2 separate regions of the Homo sapiens genome follow, and region 2 is linked to region 1. The links are chromatin loops, found by intact Hi-C in ENCODE. Cell type or tissue: Caco-2. All regions are shown on one strand. Region 1 holds the start of SMARCC2 (SWI/SNF related BAF chromatin remodeling complex subunit C2). Region 2 overlaps COQ10A (coenzyme Q10A).

Region 1 (2,500 bases):
ACTAAGCACACTTCTGACGAGCTGCAAAGCCGGCAGGAAGAACTGGGGAGCTGAAAGAAAGCCATAAAGAGAATCCCTCTCTGAGGGTAGTGAGAAAAAGAGAGGCAGACCATTTCCAGAGAAAACCAGGCCTAGAGACAAAGACGACACCAGGAAGAGGTTTGGTAGAAAAGACAGGTAAGGATTCTTGAACCTTTTGTTCACCACCTTATGATCTCCAGTTATGGGGTTTGGGTGTGAGGGGCTAGAGATAGGAAGCTCACCCTAACCTCTCGACCCCAAACCCAGGGTACTGCAAAGCTAGGTTGCAAGGTGACTTCATTGTAAAATCGAGGAAAGGTTTCGGAAGGGGCCGCTACCCAGGAACTCCTATACCCCGGCTCCCTGAGAGATTCTGTTGCCCCTTAGATGAAGGTGGGGGATGAGCGGCGGAGACAGGTGATCCCTGGGTGGAGACCTTTTTCAGGCTGATGAGCAGCCAACGGCTTGCTCTGTGACTGTTTACCCTCCTGCTTTCCATTCTCTCTCTCTGAACATACACAAAGCACCGGAGAGGCCTCAGCCCCGCTGGTACCTGGCTCCGTGGGGAGCTCTGGCGGGCACGCTCCGGGTTGCGGGGGAGCCCATTGGGCACCCGGTCCACACCCGGCCGGCCGCCTCTCCCAGAAAAGCCAGGAGGGCGATGGCTGAGGGGAAGGTGGGCTAATGGCACCGGGGCCCGCCGGGCAGTAGAGAAAAACAAGGGGCAGAGGGCGCAGCAGTGGGGGCGGGGGCTGGGCTCAGAGGCTGGGGGTGCGGGGAGAGGGAGGCTGGGGGAGGGGCGCGGGAGCGCAGGAGGGCGCGCGGGGGGCTGCTTGGGAGGCCGCGGGGGAGGGGCTGGGGCGCCTGGAGGGTAGGCAGGATCCCGGGGCTGCAGGGCCGCGGTCCCTTTGTCCCGCCCCCGGTCCCCGCGCGGCCCGGCCCGGCCCGCGTACCTTCTTGTAGTTCTTGCCGAGCCACAGCCGCACGTTGTCGAACTGGGTCACGGTGTCCGCGGCCTCGTAGTACTTCACGTTGGGGCCGCCGTCCTTCTTCCGCACCGCCATCTTCTCCGGCTCGGGCCCCGCCGCCGCCCGCCCCACTCAGCTCAGCTCCCGCCTCCTCCGCCTCCTCCTCCGCCCGCCTCCCGCCGCCTCCCGCCGCCGCGGCCGCCGCCTCCCGCCGCCTGGGCCGGCCCCGGTCCGCGCTGCGCCCCCTGCCGGCAGGCCGGGCGCGGCGGCGGAGCTCCAGGCGCGGGCCGACCCTGGCGGCCTCCCCGGCAGCGGAGGCGGGAGCCTCCGGGGAGAAGGACGCTTCCTGGAGGGGGCGCCATTCTCCTGAGATCGCTCTTACCAGACGCGAAGCCCTTTCCCTCTTTTTGCCTCAGCTCGGGAGTGTCACCTCGCTATCCCACTCCAGGCGGCCGCCAGTCGCTGGAGCAGCCCCAACCCGTAGACCCGAGTGGTCCTCACCTTGCGCATTCCTAACCCGACGAAGCCCCTCGTCCCCCAAAACCCCAAACCCCTTTCCCCAAGAAGTTCCTTCCTTCCATCCATTCACAGCAGCTCCCCATTTAAACTTTTCAGAGTCTCCCTCACTCCTCGCGCCTTGTCCACCCAGCACTCCCCTCACTTGTTAACCCAAATGTCCCCTAGTCGCCACCCTGGCGGCCCAGTGCCTTCCCTCAACTGCTTCCTCCGCAGGCCTCGCTGTCGCCTCCTAAGTAGGTGTGAGCTCCTACTCGAGACCCCGACTCTTCGCTAGGCAGGAGACCCTCCCTCCCTGGGTCACCCAGTCCATCCGACTCTTTTTCTTTGGGTGGCGTAGATAGGAGGTAAGGAACCGAGGGGTGGGGAGTCCTCAGGTGTGTGTGTGTCGGGGCCGGTACCCTGCTTCCGGTTCCCGCACGCATTCCCGGATTGCAGTGCGGACCCCTTCTGTAAGCGCGCGATAAAGCGCGGTTTTGGAAGTCACGGTGGCCGAGTGGTTAAGGCGTTGGACTCGAAATCCAATGGGGTTTCCCCGCACAGGTTCGAATCCTGTTCGTGACGGGTTTTTTTTTTTTTTCTTTCTTCTTCTTATTATTAAAAGGGAGTCTCGCTCTGTTGCTCAGGCTGGAGTGCAGTGGCGCGATCTCGGCTCACCGCAACCTCCGCTTCCCGGGTTCAAGCAATTCTCCTGCCTTAGCTTCCCGAGTAGCTGGGACCACAGGCATGCGTCACCATACCTGGCTAATTTTTGTATTTTTAGTAGAGACAGGTTCACCATATTGGCCAGGCTGGTCTCAAACTCCTGACCTCAGGTTATCTGCCCGCCTCGGCCTCCCAAAATGCTGGGATTACAGGCGTCGACTTTTTTAACCCCTTTCACAGCACATAAAGGTAACCCCAGTTCTCACACGTTTCTTTCGTGCACTTTCTCTCTCCAAAAGGGAAGCCGCCAAAAGGTCTTAACCCCTGGATTTGGGAGGATGGGAGTGATC
Region 2 (2,500 bases), 82 kb after region 1:
GAAAAGGCACTGAGGAACAGTTTCCTTGCATTTGGCCAGGGACTATCCAACATGGTCTGGAAGTTTCTGACTGTCTCTTACCCATTCCCAGATTTCCTTTGAATTTCGTTCTCTGCTGCACTCCCAGCTGGCCACCATGTTTTTTGATGAGGTTGTCAAACAGAATGTTGCTGCCTTTGAGCGTCGGGCAGCCACCAAGTTTGGTCCAGAAACAGCCATCCCCCGTGAACTGATGTTCCATGAGGTGCACCAGACTTGAGGCAAGGGATTGCTCCCTGACCTCCCTTCTACCCCACTTCCCTACACAATTCTCTTATTTATTTGGTTTGGCTCCTGTTCCAATTTGAAAGGAGTCTGTGTTCATAATACTGTTTCTCCTCTCAATTTCCCAGAAATTGGGTTCTATGCTGGCTGGAAATGTTGGGGGAAAGAGAAGGCAAAGGATGTGGAAATGAGATGTGCTTAGGAAAGGGTCAGGCCCATCGTAGGAGCACCATATGCCTGCAGCCTTTTCACTACGAATTAGAATAAGGACTATGTGGTTGTCTCTGGACCTTATCAAGACACCTTAGTGTCTGACCAGGGGACGATAGTAACTTTTCTAAGGATTGAATAAATTGAGCTTTTCTTCTGGCACAGAGGTACTGAGTGGTAAGTAACTTTTACCCTGCCTGAGATTCCTCAGGAGAAAAGGCAACCTGCCTCCAGCCTGAAATACATAAAGCCTCATTTTAAGACTGTAAGTCCATGCTGCCTGGCTACTAGAGAGCAAGGGGCTTTCTTACCACCAGTGCTGAGGAGAAAAGTACTGAACGGAAACGGAGTTGTCTTTGTACTCTTGAGTTGTACCTTATTCTTCCACTTGGCCTGAGTTTTTATAAAATTTCAATAAATTGTGACAGTGTGAATTTGGCTTTATTATATTGTTTCTTGGGGCAATAATGTAGATATAGTAGAGTAGAACGAAGTTATGGCTTCTTTTCCTGGGGGAGTGAAGGTATAAGAAGGCCTCTTGGACACAGTGTCCCTGCTAACTATAGTAGCACATTCTACAAGCCAGGACCTAGTACCCACCCCCTTGTCTATTTATAGACTTTTTCAGAAGGTCAGTTGCAGCAGGGATCTCAGGACAGAATCATCTGGTCTTGGACCTCCCATATATGTGATGCCCTCAGGACCACCTCTTGTTATTTTTGGGACCTCCTTCAGGGAAGCTATAAAGAGCAGGCACTCCAAGAAGTACCAGAGCCCTCTAGTGGCTCTGGTCCTGAGGTAGCAGTACTAGCCCATTCGTCCTTGGTAGTTTGTTCCTTTCTCTCAGTGGGCTAGACCAGTTCTTGGATTAGTCACATAAGCAATTGAGAATCTCAGCTATAGCCCTTGAGTATGTTACCTTACAACAAAATTAGCAAGGTTAGGGGCTAAACATCAAGGACTTCCTAACCTTGAGGAAGGACAGAAATCTCCTCTGGAAATTTCTCAGGGAGGCTTTCCTCTGGTTAAGGTAAAAGAAAGCCAAACCTGCCTAAAGATAAATGGATACAGATTACTTATAACCCACTAAGTTCAGGATCTTGCTAGCCAGATTCCTTACCTCATAATAAAGGTTCTTCCAGGCCTTATTTAATAATAGGCTCAAGCATTGTTAATAAAAACATTTATTTTGCATTTTATACAGAACAACCTGAAGTCTCCATCATGACTTGACAGTTACCCAGGGGTTTACAGTGTGTCCAACTCAACAGTGTGGTTCTGGGACTGGGTATCCACACAAACACAGGCAGGAGTTTGGAGGAAAGATGGGGGCACAGCAGGAGTGTATCTTAATCCTTTCTCAAAGAAAAAGAAGTAGAGCATTCTGAGTTGCTGAAAACCTGTGCAAATGGGGCTTCTGAAACATTGTACTGTGAGCTCTCAGGGAAAGGGAGGAAAAAGATGTTGATAAATAAGGAGGCAATTTCTTGAGGCAGGGGACGAGGAGGGAGGCTTACTATTTTTAATGCCCTCAGCCCCAGTACCTGATAATCAGAGGAGACCATGTCCAATCTTGAATCAATTCCCTGTTCAAAAAGAGGTGCTAATACCCCGGGGACAAGACTCTGAAAATATCATGCTGGTCATTCCGGAGTTCTATGCCCCACAGCATATTAAAAGATGGGGGTTGGTGGGGGGTGGGGAGGTCAGAAGGTAGTGGCTTGTATTCTGTGGAAGTAAAAAACTTAGTTCACATTAAGCACTGATAAAACCCAATGACTGGGCCCACAGATCTGTTGAGAGGTCTCTAGTAGGGACCAAGAGGGGGAGGTCCAGAACATCCTCTGCCTGAGGTGCAACAGGTGTAGAAAGTCTGGGAGGAGGTGAGTATTAAAGTAATGGGAAACAGAACACTCCCAGACCTTAATTTTAATTGGATAGTTTTAAAAAAAAAATCAAACATTGGGTGCCAGTCACAACAAATGCCATGCCTTTATGGTCACTTGGTAGTATAAAAAAATTGCCA

Evidence for each region. Peaks named below come from ENCODE experiments on the same cell type or tissue, not always from the same donor. Only the 100,000 strongest peaks of a DNase experiment are listed, where the experiment ranks them.
Region 2: it touches region 1 in a loop (5-fold over the local background); 12 of 110 quality-filtered maps call a loop at or near these places.

Annotation. Positions count from the first base shown.
Region 1 is chr12:56,188,377-56,190,876 of GRCh38, forward strand. It overlaps SMARCC2 (SWI/SNF related BAF chromatin remodeling complex subunit C2), which reads right to left and starts at 1,107. Exons shown (of 29, transcript NM_001330288.2): 1 at 975-1,107. The coding sequence starts at 1,085. It overlaps TRS-CGA4-1 (tRNA-Ser (anticodon CGA) 4-1), which reads left to right and starts at 1,988; the gene lies at 1,988-2,069. It overlaps LOC107984468 (a long non-coding RNA gene), which reads left to right and starts at 2,316. Exons shown (of 2, transcript XR_007063330.1): 1 at 2,316-2,500. RefSeq lists silencers at 844-1,063, 1,134-1,413 and an enhancer at 1,654-1,753. In Caco-2, CTCF peaks have their summits at 1,349 (motif pointing right) and 1,549; DNase peaks (open chromatin) are centred at 1,375 and 1,955; H3K4me3 peaks cover 2,500 bases.
Region 2 is chr12:56,270,059-56,272,558 of GRCh38, forward strand. It overlaps COQ10A (coenzyme Q10A), which reads left to right. Exons shown (of 5, transcript NM_144576.4): 5 at 92-908. The coding sequence ends at 259. It overlaps CS (citrate synthase), which reads right to left. Exons shown (of 11, transcript NM_004077.3): 11 at 1,641-2,500. Among named protein-coding and RNA genes, the nearest start is that of COQ10A, 4.4 kb to the left of the region's middle. RefSeq lists a silencer at 1,107-1,401. In Caco-2, a CTCF peak has its summit at 1,214 (motif pointing left); no DNase peak of the experiment used is centred here.